2 separate regions of the Mus musculus genome follow, and region 2 is linked to region 1. A link is a loop called in an ENCODE intact Hi-C map of the cell type or tissue named here. Cell type or tissue: gastrocnemius. All regions are shown on one strand. Each heading gives the region's core, and the rest is flanking DNA. Links, peaks and the distances in the headings are about the cores only.

Region 1 (8,337 bases), core at 304-8,303:
AGTGGTACATGGGTACCTTGTATGTTCTAAACCCCAATACTGTATAGCCTAACTATACTTGTAAGTCTTGATAAAGCCTAGTTAGTATATATCCAATATAACTGAATCTCCAGAGTCACGAGGTCTGAACTAAACGCAGATCTTTTCTTGCTCTGGGTGCCGGAATGGGGTCCAGACACAGAACCAATATTGCATTGTAGTCACTAAACTCCAAGTGAATTCCCTTAAGCTAAATGGAGCAAGATCACCTCTACATATGTGCTTGAATTCTACTTTCCATCACAGCACCTCCATCCCCCAGACTGCCAGTAATGCTTTTGTTCCTTTTTGAATCTGTGTTCCTGCAGCATATATAGAAACTGCCCCTGGGTCACTGGATAGCACTTTTTTTTTAAGTTGTTTGTTTCACTTGTCTTCTTGGGGTTGAAAAGTTCTACTCACTAAGCCTAGGAACTCTCCTTTGTGTGAATAAATGGATGTTCTCTAATAATGACATCTTTGACCGAACACTATAGTATTCCCTGTTGAGCCTGCAAAGCTCATGACTCCCCAGTAGTTTTGAGGCCATGAGCAGAGCACAGAGGACAATTTATTTATTTGTTCAAGTTTAGTTACAAAATCAGAGGCTAAACTTGGATAATAATTGGTGGTTTTTGACATAGACATTATTCACATTATGCAAAGTATCTAATACATGTCAGGTATTTGTGTTTGATCCTAAAATTATGAGTATGAAATGAATATGGTTCACTTTAGGATACAAGGGGTTTGATGCAGTTTCTCCATAGTTTCTATTCACAACCTAAAGTTTAAAATTCATCATAATTCTTAGTGCATATATACATATACATTAATAATTCAAACATAAATCTCATAAAATGGTACTCACCTTACTTGCAATGAAATCAGGTATTTCCTATTTCATTATTTTAGTCTATATAATTTAAAAGCTTTGTAGGTCTCAAACCATTGATTTTAAGATCTAATTTGCATTAGGGAAGGATAATTATCCTTGGTGTATATTTTACCTAGTATATATATTTATACTTTCAGATTTATGTTCCTTGTAAAAGTAGCAATGGAGAAACTCATGAACCTCCCCTAAGCAGATTTTTCTCAAACTTCATAGTGTCAAGGAACTCCCATTGGTATCTTGTTAAAATAATTTGTATTAATGAGAGAATTAAATTAATGAACATTCATGGCAAAAAATGTTCTAACTCAGTAGAACTGAGATAGAGCCTGAGATTTTCAGATTTTGAGATTCTTGTTCTGTTAGCTTTCAGGTGATGTTGATGCATCTGGTTCATGGACTCTGTGCTCACTACTAAGGATTTAAAACACAAATATGTTCATAGATCTGCTGAGCTGATAAGGTAAGGTTCTCAAACTAGGAAAGAAAATCTACATGTAATATGTTAAAACACAAAGACAACATAACAACTGTTGTAGATATTTATCATGGTGTAGCCTTATATATGTAATTTTAGTGATGATAATTGCTAAGTAAATAAAATAAATCAATGAAACATACACAGATGGCCATTTTCTTATATGAAAGAATTAAAAAGGCATATATGAAAGTCCAAGAAAACCAAGGACTATCCATAAGTAACTAATGAGAGCACCCCAAAGGGAGAATAAGGCTTTATTCCCTTATGTATCCATATAAAGGATAGGTGGGTACTGGCTCACCAGTGACTCAAGGGAAGTGAATAGTCACTAATGCCTCTATAACCACATAGTACTGGGCCCAGGAGAAAGGTTACAAAGCCCAACAGACATCACAAGATAGTTAGTACTTACCTTTGTGCTTGAGCACATATGAGACATAGCTGGCCTTTTTCCCAGTGTCAGATTCCATCAATGTTCCTGCTAATGCACAGGAAGTATTATGAGAAAAATGTGCCCATTTCAAGATGACAAGACTGATTTTTACAGCAAGGGATTTTTTTTTTCCAAGACAGGGTTTCTTTGTATAGCCCTGGCTGTCCTGGAACTCACTTTGTAGACCAGGCTGTCCTTGAACTCAGAAATCTGCCTGCCTCTGCCTCCCAAGTGCTGGGATTAAAGGCATGCGTCACCATGCCCGGCTAACAAGGGATCTTTTAAAGTGGCAAGTTGATTCTTTTAGCTATGAGGACCAGAGGCAATGTGAACTTTATCAATTTTATGTCCTAACAACAGGCATTTTAAATGTCACCGCCGTTGTAAGCTCATTCAAACAATTCAAATTTCAATTGCTTTATGGTCTTGTCACAGTTTAGGTTTCAACGTATTTGGCATATAGCATATATAGGCCATATTCTTTAGGAAAACAGACCAAGTCAGGAAAAGAAGGAAGTAAGGAAGGTCACAGGAAACCAAAAGAGGGACACATATTCAGAAGCCCTAGAATGGGGGGCACAGGAGTAAAGAGAGCAGTGCTGTGTGAAAAGACCCAGGATGGGCACACACAGTACAGGAACGGTGTGGGTGTCCCCAAGTGTCATGCAGTGATGCAAGTATTTGAGTGCATGTAAGACCTTTTTAGGTCCATGTTGAAGGGATAGTCATTGCTAGCTGATCAGTGTACACAGTTTCATATTTCTCTTTGTGCACAGATGCAGTATGCAAGCATATTTACATTCTTACAAAAGCAAACTGACACTTTATCTGAGGTTCTGCAAATTTTTGTTTATTCATTTTTACAATGTACCATGAACATATTTTTCATGCACATGGGTGAAAATCCTGTACTAAAAGACAGAGAGCACTGGAGTTGGGTCAGAAGGCTGCTGGTAAGGACAGTGACACCTGAAGCAGAGTCTTGGCTGAAGGTTAAAGCACAGGCCTGGCAAGTATCTACCAGGAAAAGCAGGGCCAGCAGTGTTCTTTCTCCTCAGAGAGGTCAGAATTGATGGCCAAAGGCATTAAAGGTATGGGATGTCATGTAGGCCCCTCTGGCTCCTGCCTCCGCCGCCCCTCACCCCCCTGACTCCCCGCTGGCCCCTGGGGACTAAAGCATCCTGTGCATCTCTTGGCACCCAGTGAAAACCACCCATTTTCTGCCTCTTCCTTAACTCTTCCCGAGCCCTAGTCATATCTGTGCACTCTCTCATCATCTCCTCGCTGCTTACATGCCTGTCCTGTAAGTCCTCCTGGGAGTTCTTGGGAGAATCATCTGTCCCCCTATCTGTTTTTCGTTTTGCTTTCCGGGGCACATAATCTTCAGCAGGGCGCTTTTCTGCAGCCCGCGCCTCGCTGGCTGACTTTGCCTGGGAATCGGGCTTGCTCTCCCCTTGGCGCTTGCCCTCCCCGTCAGACTTTCCCTGCTTCTCGGGCTTCCCCTCATCTTGCCCCTGCTCATCTGGCTTTGCCTCCTCCTCTGGCTTGCCCTGGCGTGGTGCTGGCTTTGCTTTCTTGTCTGGCTTCTCTTCCTCATCTGACTTTTCTTCATCTTCAGGCTCTACTTCATCTTCTGGCTTTCCCTCCTTTTCCAGCTTGCCTTCGTTTTCACCGCGGACTTCTTCCATGTCAAGATTTCCCTCCTTTTCCTGTCCTGGGGGTAGAAGTGGGGAAACAGGAGGCAAAGAAGAGATGTGAGAGACTGAGACACCTGACAGAATACAGGCTCATTAACATCTGCCTTTGCATTTGGTGCTTTCGAGGGGTCCCTCCCTGGTGGATGTCCCAGTCCTCCAAGTATGTTGTAGGCTTGCACCCCTCCTCCACCCAGAGACCGACATGCCATCCCAGGTCTTATCACTTTCTTGGTGCTCCTTCAGGGTGGCAAGCTCTGCGTGTGTTACGTGGGAGAGCTTGGGAGGGGGCAGGCAGTGGGATCCCAAATGCTGCCCCATTTTGTCCTTATTCACTGACCTGCAGGGATCCTGGGCAGGTCGACCCTCTTTTGCAGATGTCACAATGCACTGGGAACAGCAGAGACCTACAGACAGGACACAGGGGCAGTGTCTGTGTGGTCAGTGGATGCACAGAGATTGTGTACCTGTCTGGCAGCCCATATTCATCACTCAATCTTTTCCTCCGTTACCCCGTTACCCCGCCACCCCCGCATACCCCAGCCGCCATTTCTTTTCAGGCCTTGGGCACCAAATTGGGATGCTCTCCAAACTCTGTTTTACTCTGCGCTCCCCACTTGGAATCTGGAGGCAGCCTTGCCCCACCCCCACTCCCGTTTGGTCCGGGTCAGTTTGTCTTCAGAGCCTGGAGTGTGCGTTTACTTCAGAACGCATCTGTCTACGTCTCACCGTCGCACTGCGGGGGGTTCCCCCTCACCCCCGCCTGCTCTAAAACGGATTAGGAGTGGGATGAAGGAAGGAGAACCCCCTGTGGGGTTTCTCCTTCCTCCCTCTTCTTGCCCGGTCTGCTATGCCCCCTCCTTACCAATCTCCCGGATCCCTTCCCCCTCCCCTCCCACTGATGCTGGTTCCAGCTGCCACCTCCCCACCCCCCTGCTCTTCCCTTCTGGCAGAGCCAGCATTTAAGTACTGACCTGAGGAGACCCAGGACAGGCCTGTGCACCTTCTCTGGGCTCACAGTAACCAGGACAGCTCAAGGAAACGGTGCTGCGCAAATGCGGGTGTTGGGCACAGGTATCCGCAGCAGCAGCAGCAGCAGGACTAGCTGGCGCGGGGGCTGGTGCCCACGTGGGCACCAAGCCAGTCACGTGAGCAAAGCGTCACCCTAGCTAAATCCATCTCCCCAATTGTCTCCCCACCTCCCATCCCTGGAGGATCTGGGTAGCAATGCACAGTTAGGGGGGGTGTGGAGAAAGGGGAGGAGTGGCCAAAGAAAGAAGGAGGGGAAGGCTTCCTGACTCCAAGAGGTTAACCCACTGTCTTCTCTAAGAACCCCAGTGAGATGCGCATCCTCACCAGTTATGACAGCCTAATTGGGCGGGGGGGGGGGGGTGCGGGGGGAAGAGGCATTTCCAAGAATGATCAGCTCCTGAATCCTGAATGCAAGAGATCTACCTAAGTACAGAGCCTAAGGGTGGTACCCTCCATGAAGGGAGCGTCCACTGAGAGGGCTGCTGTTCTCAGGCTTCTGTCCTTAGCCTTCTAACTCCTTAGTTAGCAGTGTGGTGTTCCCACTCCCTGGATGATATCTTTCTTATTCACTTACCTTTAAATATCAATTGTTTGACAGAGTGCATTTCCACTGTAGTCCCTCTTCCACCTCAAGCCTGCCTCAGCGACTGGATACTAGATACTACTGCTTCATTGGCTCTTTAGAACTTTGTTCAGTCCATATACTGTTTTCATTAGCTCAATTCTATCTCGTCTGATCCAGCTCCACACCAAAAACGAACCCTCCAATATTTAGTCCGTTTCCATTAAGTAAGAATGACATGCAATTAATAAAAAAGCATTAAAATATTTTAAAATGTATATCTCACATGTGTCTTCATAACCATAAACTTCTGAGTTCTATGATTGAATTCTGCATGTTCTTTCCTTTCTCGCATTTCTCATTCTTTCTCTTTTTAAAGGTCTCACTATGTAGTCCTGGTTGACCTAGAACTCAAAATATGAACCAGATTGGTCTTGAACTTAGAAACTCACCTGCTACTGCTTCCTGAGCCTTGGGATTAGCACCAGTTGTCATTGTCCTCTTGTTTTTATAATCTTTCTTCTCTGACTTCTGTGATTGCTCCTGAACCTTGGGGGGCAAGGGGTATGATACAGATAATTCACTTCCTGATGAGCAACTCAGTTACTCTCTGTACTTTGAAAGTCTCTGTATTAGCTTCTGCCCATGGCACAAAGGAGTTTCTCTGATGAGGCATAAGACCTGCTCTAATCTATGTTTATAAAGGAATTTGAGGCCCATACCTAAACATGATAAAAGCAATCTACAGCAAACCAGTAGCCAACATCAAAGTAAATGGTGAGAAGCTGGAAGCAATCCCACTAAAATGAGTATTTAGAAGGTAGTTTGATACTAGGCTCATTTAGCAAAATATTGGCATTAGCAGTAGGTTTTCTCTCGTGGCCTAGGGTCTTGCCCAGATTGTAGGGTACAAGGTATAAATTTCTTCGTGTGGAGTTGGCCTTAAATCTAATTAGAAGGTTGTTGGTTAACCCCTACAACCTTCATTCCACCATTGCTCCACTGGACACATGTTGGTGGGCTAGAGTTTATTATTGATGGCAGGGTTCACAGCTGAATAAATCTCTTGGTAACCCCCCCCCCCCAGCAGCCTGCCTAACTACAATGTACATACCCAATCTCATCTTTTCCTATTTTTCATACCCCTCCATTTTATTCAGCCCTCATCCATTTCCTCATCTTCACCACCATCGACTCCCCCTTTTATTTGAACATTTACACCTCCAAGCAGCCTCCTCTTCACTTACATTTTATCTATAGTTGAATATCCTCCCTCTTTAAGGCAGCACCCCTCCCACACTGATTCCTTTCTATTTTTCACAGGTACTCATGTTGAACAAAGATTGAGACTAGGGTCTACATGTGAAAAACAGCACAGATAGCCTGCAGGGTTTTTTTGGTTTGGACCTGAGTTGCCCCACTCACCATACTTTTTTGAAAATTTCATACGTTAACATACTGTATTTACATGACTTATATATCCCTCTCTCCCTCCCAACTCCTCCCTAATACCCACTAATGATTCATTTTATTAATTTTTTAATTAGGTATTTTCTTCATTTACATTTGCAGTGCTATACCAAAGGTCCCCCATACCATCCCACCCCACTCCCCTAGCCACCCACTCCCAATTCTTGGGCCTGGCATCCCCCTATACTGAGGACTATAAAGTTTGCATGACCAATGGGTCTCTCTTTCCACTGATGGCCGACTAGGGCATTTTCTGATACATATGCAGCTAGAGACATGAGCTCGGGGGGGGGGGGGGGAGGTTACTGGTTAGTTCATATTGTTGTTCCACCTATAGGGTTGCAGATCCCTTTAGCTCCTTGGGTATTTTCTCTAGCTCCTCCATTGGGGGCCCTGTGATCCATCCAATAGCTGACTGTGAGCATCCACTTCTGTGTTTGCTAGGCCCCGGCAGGCATAGTCTCACAAGAGACAGTTATATCAGGGTCCTTTCAGCAAAATATTGCTAGTGTATGGAAAGGTATGAGCTTTTGGAGGCTGCTTATGGGATGGATCCTCAAATATGGCAGTCTCTAGATGATCCGTCCTTTCGTTTCAGCTCCAAACTTTGTCTCTATAACTCCTTCCATGGGTGTTTTGTTCCCAATTCTAAGAAGGAGCAAAGTGTCCACACTTTGGTCTTCATTCTTCTTGAGTTTCATGAGTTTCACAAATTGTATCTTGTATCTTGGGTATTCTAAGTATCTGGGCTAATATCCACTTATCAGTGAGTACATATCATGTGAGTTCTTATGTGATTGGGATACCTCACTCAGGATGATGCCCTCCAGCTCAATCCATTTGCCTAGGAATTTCATAAATTCATTCTTTTTAATAGCTGAGTAGTACTCCATTGTGTAAATGTACCATATTTTCTGTATCCATTCCTCTGTTGAGGGACATCTGGGTTCTTTCCAGCTTCTGGCTATTATAAATAAGGCTGCTATGAACATAGTGGAGCATGTGTCATTCTTACCGGTTGGAACATCTGGATATATGCCTAGGAGAGGTATTGCAGGATCCTCCAGTAGTACTATGTCCAATTTTCTGAGTAACCGTCAGACTGATTTCCAGAGTGGTTGTACAAGCTTGCAATCCCACCAACAATGGAGGAGTGTTCCTTTTTTTCCACATCCTTGCCAGCATCTGCTGTCACCTGAATTTTTGATCTTAGCCATTCTGACTGGTATGAGGTGGAATCTCAGGATTGTTTTGATTTGCATTTCCCTGATGATTAAGGATGCTGGACATTTTTTCAGGTGCCTCTCAGCCATTCTGTGTTCCTCAGGTGAGATTTCTTTGTTAAGCTCTGCACCCCATTTTTTAATGGGGTTATTTGATTTTTTGTAGTCCACCTTTTTAAGTTCTATATATATATTGGATATTAGTCCCCTATCTGATTTAGGATAGGTAAAGATCCTTTCCCAATCTGTTGGTGGACTTTTTATCTTATTGACGGTGTCTTCTGCCTTACAGAAGCTTTGCAATTTTATGAGGTCCCATTTGTTGATTCTTGATCTTACAGCACAAGCCATTGCTATTCTGTTCAGGAATTTTTTCCCTGTGCCCATGTCTTCGAGGCTTTTCCCCACTTTCTCCTCTATAAGTTTGACTGTCTCTGGTTTTATGTGGAGTTCCTTGATGCACTTAGATTTGACCTTAGTACAAGGAGAGAGGAATGGATCAATTCACATTCTTCTACATGATAATCGC
Region 2 (8,337 bases), core at 163-8,162, 1.5 Mb after region 1:
TTTTTAATCACAGCAACAGAAAAGTACTAAGAATCTAATTTTTATTAGATTGCAAGTTTATTACTTAAATTTGAAATGCTTCTATAGGTATTTTACTATTAAATTTGTGTTTGCTTGCACAACGGGAAATATTCTACATTATAGTCAGTTTGAAACCTCAAATTGTACTTTATGATCAAGAATTTAGCCACTCTTCAAAACTGTTCTGCATTCATTTGAAAAGATTGTACAGTGCTTCTACTCTTTTGTATATCTCCCTAAGCAAAATTGACAGATTGTTTACTTTATTCTACTTTTCTATGTTCTTTTTACCTTTTTTCAGTTAACACTGAAAGTAAAAATGCATGCATCCTTGTAGGACTGGCAATTTTTAAAAGTTTGAGATAGTATTAATAAATACATAAAATTAAAATATAACACCTCTTATCTCTGCTTTAAAGTAATATGTTAATATGACTATAAAAGCTTTTGTTTTGGTCAGTATTTGTTATTGTTTTACCTCCCATTTACTTTCAATATTCCTTTTTTTTTTTTTTTGAGACATGGTCTCTCCATAGCCCTGACTGTCCTGGAACTCACTAAGTAGATTAGCATACCCTCCAACTCACAGAGATCTGTCTGCTTCTGCCTAGAGTGCTGATATTAAAGGTGTGCACAATAATACCTGGATTTTCTCTTATTTTTAATTTAAATTTGTTTTATGTGCATGGTGTTTTACCTTCATGGATGTCTGTGCATCACATGTGTTCATTACCAACAAAAGCCAGAGAGTTGGATCTTCTGGGACTGGAGTAATAGATGATTGGAAGCTACCATGAGGGTTCTGGGAATTCAATTGGAGACTTCTAGAAGAGCAGCCACTCTAACTGCTGAGCCACCTCTCTAGCCCCTGATCTTCACTTATCTTTACTTTCATTTTGGTTTTATAAGAGAGAAAATATTCACACTGTAGCTTGAATGTAGGCCTCATCTAGCTAAGCACACAGTCTATCACTCAACACCTAAAGCTTGTATTTTATAAGCTGCATATAGGTGGAGTGTTTTCACTCTAAAATCATTGTCATTTAATGACTTCATATAGATACTTTGCTATAATGTGATCACTAATCTTAATAAGATTAAATTAACCATTGTATCAAGTTCCTTTCTGGGTTATATAATCTCTGCTAGTCTTCCTATCGTTAGTATGTTTGTTTTCACCATCTACTAACATGAAATCTTCATCCAGCAATTAGCATATATAATCTTAACCTACTGAAATCTGGTATCAATTTATACTTTAACATATTCCTGAGATATTGCAAGTGTTTTCCATGCTTTTAGTAGCCCCCTCAAAAAGACAATAGTGTCACTACTTTATAGAATTGTCTTAGTTTCTTTTCCTGTTGCTTTGATGAAATAAACCGACAAAAGCAACTTAAGGGAGAAGGGTCTTCTTTTGGCTCATAATTTCAGGCTGCAGTCTATCACAGCAGGGAAGTCATAGTGTCACAGCTCCAGAAAATTAAGGGAGTTGGTCATACTTTATCCTTAAATGGGGAGAAGAGTGAATGAATGTGTGCATGCTGACAAGCTCTCTGTACTTAGCCTAAGACCCAGCCCAAAAACTAAGCCATACACACACAGTGGGCAGGTCTTTTCATCTCAGTTAACCCAATCAAACAAAACCTTCACAGGGATGACCAGATTCGCGTCTCTCAGATGATCCTGGAGTCTGTCAAGGCAAAACTATTGTTTTAAAGCCTGTAGAATATTTACCCTTTTAAGTTTTGTTCACACTTTCATCCCTACTTTTCCATCTAAGATATTTTTAATCTGAAAAATGTTTTCTATTATTTCATACCTGCTGCCTGTATACCTTTCAGTTTTGTTTTATTTTTATGCCACCTTTGTTTTGAAGTCTATTTTTTTTGCTGGCTTCCAATTTCTAAGTTTTAATTTTCATTCAAGACATGAATAATATTCCATTGTCTTCATACTTCCATTTTTACTGTTGAGAAGCCAAATCAAAACAATCAAACTACTTTCTTTGAAATCATAATCTTTAGTTCTGGCTACTTTAATTTTTTTCTCTTTGCCTTTGGTTCTCTGAAAGTCCATTATGTTTGTAACAAGGCTCCAGACTTTAGTAGGCCCTGAGACCTTAGCACAACTGACTTCATGATGGAAGTATCATTCAGGCCTCAAAACGCAAAACTTAGTACATAGACAGCACCATCTGCCAAAGCTATAACAAAGGCTTAATCCATCAAAGTCTATTGTCAGGGAAAAGTCTCTACATGTAGTGATCTTGATTTTTGGCTTCTGTAGTTCTACTTATCACTAACCATTCTTGTTTACTGAGGTGAATCAACCCAGGATGTGTGTGTGTGTGTGTGTGTGTGTGTGTGTGTGTGTGTGTGTGTGTGCTTAAAGGCTAACCTTGAGAAAGGTTTGGGGCTACACTGCAATCCAAACAATCAGTGTAGTCTTTATTAACTAGCCATGGCTTAAATCCATGTCTATGCAGTCTTTTCTGGTGAATTTCCCACAACACATTGACTTCCACCTATACATAGAGGATCAGATTCAACACCTACAACAGGTGTCTGAAACTGGGTAGTTTCAAGCACTATAATACAATGGGTTTTTTTTTCCTGTATTTTACTAAGCTCCTATATTTTACTAAGCACCTTGCCAGGATCTGTGGTCATTGGGTTTGTTTGTCTAAGATGCAACACTAAAACTATCATGAATTTTACTTTATTTCCTCATAATTTCATGAATAAAAGAGGAATTCTTTTTTTAAAAAAATTGGTGTTGAAAATGGAACTCAAAATCTTGCACATACTAGGTACATCCCCATTCCCAAATGATCTTAGATTTTTTTCCCCTTTAGTTATTATGTTATGAACTCTCTGCTTTTCTTGCAAATAAGCATGTTGTGGCTTTTATTTAATGTAAGAGAATTGCATGCATTACAAACGTTATACTTTGGGACCACTGTTAAGTAAATCAATGATTGCTTAACTGAGATTGCAAATGACTGACTAATATATAGAGAACTTATACAGTAAGTATATGCTGGAAATAGATGGACTGGAACATAAAGTTTCATCAAGCAACTATTATGTCACTGAAATTATAAAAAAAAATCTTAGAATATATTTCAAGGGGTATAGGAGAACACTCTCCTATTATGACTGAAAGGAAAGCAAAACTGGGTCTGTTGTTTATTCAAACTTTATATGCCTCAGTACAGTGGAACGCCAGGGCCAAGAAGTGGGAGTTGGTGGGTAGGGGAGTGGGGGAGAGGTTATGGGGGACTTTTGGGATAGCACTGGAAATGTAAATGAAGAAAATACCTAATAAAAAATTTAGCCTGGAAATGCACATTTGGGAATCATCAGTATTTTGAGGCAAATGAATGAGATCACACAGAAATTGAGAGCCTGAGAACCAAAAGAAGCCTTGAACAGAACCCTAGAGAACATTCAATAGCAGCAGCTCAGCTTCCCAGCAGGCACCTCCACCAGCTACAAGGCTGGGTGGATGCTTTAGAGTTTGATGGTAGCTGTACCGCCCTTGAACTCACTATAGCCAAAGCTTACCTTGAACTCTTATTTCAACTTTCTGAGCGCTGGGATTACAGGTGTGTGCTACTGTGCCCAGACTTAGCTTGAAAGCAGGTTATTGTGGCTCAAGAGCTGAACACCATTGACAAAGCCAAACTCCATTTTTGATCGTCTGTCCCACCTGTAGCCTGCAGATATGAGAGAGATGTATGTGTGTCAAAGATGCACCAGGTAAAACATCCTGTAGCCTCCCAGTCTTCTTCTCGGGCATCTCATGACTTTGTGACACACATCTCCTACAGTGCTCATCTTAGTCCCCCAGGGAGGTGGAGAGTGAGATGGGTCAGGCAAGTGGGGGGGGGGGGGCGAGCTCGGGTGACGCGGTGTTCACGTGACCGGCCAGGCGCAGACGTGGGCACCAGCCCCCACGTCCGCTTGCCCGCCCTACGGTCTGGTCTTGGCACCCGCGCAGAACCAGCTCCCTGAGCTGCCCTAAGCAGCAGGACGAGCTGTGAGTGGGCTTCTGCAAGCCGGAGAAGGCAAAGGCCTGTCCTGGGTATCCTTAGGTTAGTACTGAAATGATGGCTCTGCCCGCAGAGCAGGGCAGGGTGGTGGGGAGGTGGCAGCTAGAACCAGCAGCAGCGGGAGGGGAGCGGGGAGAGATCCAGGAGATTGGTAAGGAGGGGGCACAGCAGACCGGGCAAGAAGAGGGGGAAGGAGGACCCCCGCAGAGGGCTCTCTTTCCTTATCCCATTCCTAATCCTGTTTTAGAGCAGGCGGGGGGGGGGGTTGAGGGGGGCCCGCAGTGCGACGGTGAGACGTAGACAGATGCGTTCTGAAGTAAACGCACACTCCAAGCTCTGAAGACAAACTGACCCGGACCAAACGGGAGTGGGGGTGGGGCAGGCTGCCTCCAGAGTCCGAGTGATGAGCGCAGAGTAAAACGGAGTTTGGAAAGCATCCGGATTTGGTGCCCAAGGCCTGAAAAGAAATGGCGGCTGGGGTATGCGGGGGTGGCAGGGTAACGGGGTAACGGAGGAAAAGACTGAGTGATGAATGTGGTCTGCCAGACAGGTACACAGTCTCTGTGCATCCACTGACCACACAGACACTGCCCCTGTGTCCTGTCTGTAGGTCTCTGCTGTTCCCAGCGCATTGTGACATCTGCAAAAGAGGGTCGACCTGCCCAGGATCCCTGCAGGTCAGTGAATAAGGACAAAATGGGGCAGCATTTGGGATCCCACTGCCTGCCCCCTCCCAAGCTCTCCCACGTAACACACGCAGAGCTTGCCACCCTGAAGGAGCACCAAGAAGGTGGTAATACCTGGCATGGCATGTCAGTCTCCGGGTGGAGGAGGGGTGCGAGCCTACAACATACTTGGAGGACTGGGACAACCACCAGGGAGGGACCCCTCGAAAGCACCAAATGCAAAGGCAGATGTTAATGAGCCTGTATTCTGTCAGGTGTCTCAGTCTCTCACATCTCTTCTTTGCCTCCTGTTTCCCCACTTCTACCCCCAGGACAGGAAAAGGAGGGAAATCTTGACATGGAAGAAGTTCGCGGTGAAAACGAAGGCAAGCTGGAAAAGGAGGGAAAGCCAGAAGATGAAGTAGAGCCTGAAGATGAAGAAAAGTCAGACGAGGACGAGAAGCCAGACAAGAAAGCAAAGCCAGCACCACGCCAGGGCAAGCCAGAGGAGGAGGCAAAGCCAGATGAGCAAGGGCAAGATGAGGGGAAGCCCGAGAAGCAGGGAAAGTCTGACGGGGAGGGCAAGCGCCAAGGGGAGAGCAAGCCCGATTCCCAGGCAAAGTCAGCCAGCGAGGCGCGGGCTGCAGAAAAGCGCCCTGCTGAAGATTATGTGCCCCGGAAAGCAAAACGAAAAACAGATAGGGGGACAGATGATTCTCCCAAGAACTCCCAGGAGGACTTACAGGACAGGCATGTAAGCAGTGAGGAGATGATGAGAGAGTGCGCAGATATGACTAGGGCTCAGGAAGAGCTGAGGAAGAGGCAGAAAATGGGTGGTTTTCACTGGGTGCCAAGAGATGCACAGGATGCTTTAGTCCCCAGGGGCCCTCGGGGAGTCAGGGGGGTGAGGGGCGGCGGAGGCAGGAGCCAGAGGGGCCTACATGACATCCCATACCTTTAATGCCTTTGGCCTTCAATTCTGACCTCTCTGAGGAGAAAGAACACTGCTGGCCCCGCTTTCCCTGGTAGATACTTGCCAGGCCTGTGCTTTAACCTTCAGCCAAGACTCTGCTTCAGGTGTCACTGTCCTTACCAGCAGCCTTCTGACCCAACTCCAGTGCTCTCTGTCTTTTAGTACAGGATTTTCACCCATGTGCATGTACATTGTAAAATAACAATAAAAAGTTTGCAGAACTACATCTCTATGGTATTGGCCTGTTTCTATAAAATGTAAATATGTGTGCAGAATGCATCTCAGCACAAAGAAAACTATGGAAGCATACATCAAAGCTCTAACAATGCTTAGCACTACAAGGACAATGTACAGATGCAATCATCAGGTGGTTGGAGATTTCCTGCCATTTCCCTACTGGTTATAACCAGATCAGTTCAAACTGTGGCCTCTTCTCCTGGGTCCTCTAATGCCTTCTTGCTCCTTTATATATTAATGTATTTAGATTATGATTGTCATAATAATAATTTTAAAAACAGAAAATCATATGACAACCTGGTGAACTATTAAAGAAGTTTAGGATGGCAAGGAAGACATTTAAAACTCCTTTTTGTTTGAATGTAAAATCAGCAAAATTCACATTACTTCTGGAACCCAGTGCTAAAGGTATAAACTTGGCATTTATAATGCATCTTGTGCTGTAAAAGGTCAATCTTGTCATATATAAAATGGGGATAATATTTGGCTCCCAGGACTGCACAATAGATTATATGTCATGCTAAGTATGGGCATGTGGAGGGGCCAGACCCTGAACCTTGTCAACTGAGGAGATGGCTGAGAATAGTTGCCACCTGTTTCCCGGGAACAACTGCAGGCAGCTGAGATGAAGGCTCTGTCTGGCTCCTGTTTGGCCTCTAGAGGATTATGCATAAAACCTTCTGCTGTATCTTTTTAGGCATCGTGGATTTCAGAGTGTGATGTTCAAGAGGTAAAGCCTAGGCAAGTGTTCCAAACACAAGGCAAACAAACAAAACCCTCTGCAGCCAAAAGCCTTTCTGGGCCCAAACATTTCTGAAAAAGGATACTTAACCTTTAGTAACATCTTTCCCTTTGTAGAATAGCATATAATGCCTTGTATCTTTTTGGTTAAATGCTACCAAAAATTATGATAAATATTAAAGGGTTTTTGTGCTCAGCTCACAAATAGATGAGCCAGCCTTGTACTGTAATTTTTAAAAGATTATATTACTTTTTCAAGTAAGGACTTGTGTCTCCAAGCTTAGAAAAGTTTTAGAGTTTAGATTTCAGGAGAAAGCCTTCTGCTAAGCAACTTTTCCCAAACTTAAGGAGAAAGCATTATTTGTCAGTTAAAGCTACTCTGGAGAGACAGAGTGAGTGGCACCAGGCTCAGCCCCTCTGTACTAAGGCAACAGCTCAGAGAAGACATGCCACTACCGGGCTCTCTCATCAACAATATTGATTTCCTTTGCAAACCTGGCCAGAAGACTATTGTCATAGCTGAGTTTAAATTATGCCAGACACTGAGGATAATGATGACCCCTTAATATAGTACCATTTCCAAAGGTAAGACTGGTCCCAGTTAAGATGAGACCTCCTTAAAGAAGCTGTGTCTTCTGACTAGATCTGCAGTGATGTAGAGAAGTTGGAATGTTGCAGGTCCAGAGACTAATTACCTTATCTTGGGGTAGCTTTAGCCACCTCTAGGCCTCAGCAGCCATTCCTTGTCAGAAATAACATCCTGTGACTGATAAATAAAAAAGTATTTTGAAATATATTAACTTCTAACAACCCAGAAATTAAGACTGTCATCAGACAGCATCTTGGGCAGCTAGAAATGCCTCCCAATCATGCTATAACCGCCTCCCTGATGCAGTTTATTTTAAATGTGCCTTGATTTGTGACTTTCTTTGTTCTGATAGTCTACAAAACTTCACAACACTGCTTTCACACGGGAACGTGGAATTTCTGGTAACTGAAATCTAAATTCCCAAGTCAAGATCCTTCATAATGGCTCCAGAATAAACTAGAACATATTCCCTTTAAGATGAGAGTTGTTGTTTTGCATTGACACAGTGCAACTCTCCCACCATAGAGAAGCAATATTTTAATCTTAAATGGAAATAATAAGTTACACATCTAAAAATGCAAGTATTACCATTTTCCTTAAAGCCTACCTACTAAAAGTATTCAGTTAAGAACGAAGATGTAGCTCTACAGAACCCACACACTACAAAAGAAGTATACAATTCACAAGCATGTAGCACATTCACCAAATTTTCCCCCAACATCTTATTTTAGAATATCATCAGCACCCCCCAAAAGAAACTATACATTCACACACACTATGCAGCCCTATTCTCCACCCCTTATAGCCCTCACCCCCAGTTAATGGCAACCACTAGTCTACCCTTTGTCTCTATGGACTTGAATATTATCAATGGAATCATGAAGCATGTGGGGTTTTTGTAACTAGCTTCTTTTATGCGTTATATTTTAAAGGTTTGTTTGTGCTATTAGCAAGTATTGTCTTTCATTTCTTTTTTACCGTATAATATTACATTAGTACATCCATTAGAATGTATACATTTGATAAATCCATTAACAATTTTAGGTATATCTTT

Evidence for each region. A loop is a pair of places that touch in the nucleus more often than their neighbours do. Peaks named below come from ENCODE experiments on the same cell type or tissue, not always from the same donor. Only the 100,000 strongest peaks of a DNase experiment are listed, where the experiment ranks them.
Region 2: it touches region 1 in a loop (33-fold over the local background); 4 of 42 quality-filtered maps call a loop at or near these places.

Annotation. Positions count from the first base shown.
Region 1 is chrX:135,206,030-135,214,366 of GRCm38, forward strand. It overlaps Tceal6 (transcription elongation factor A (SII)-like 6), which reads right to left and starts at 4,658. Exons shown (of 3, transcript NM_025355.4): 1 at 4,496-4,658; 2 at 3,862-3,928; 3 at 2,657-3,541. The coding sequence starts at 3,515. The coding sequence ends at 2,913. In gastrocnemius, for the core only: no CTCF peak of the experiment used is centred there; DNase peaks (open chromatin) are centred at 3,701, 4,273 and 4,620; H3K4me3 peaks cover 568 bases.
Region 2 is chrX:136,662,436-136,670,772 of GRCm38, forward strand. It overlaps Tceal3 (transcription elongation factor A (SII)-like 3), which reads left to right and starts at 3,940. Exons shown (of 3, transcript NM_001029978.3): 1 at 3,940-4,120; 2 at 4,689-4,755; 3 at 5,076-5,943. The coding sequence starts at 5,102. The coding sequence ends at 5,704. In gastrocnemius, for the core only: no CTCF peak of the experiment used is centred there; DNase peaks (open chromatin) are centred at 4,010, 4,455 and 5,641; H3K4me3 peaks cover 1,053 bases.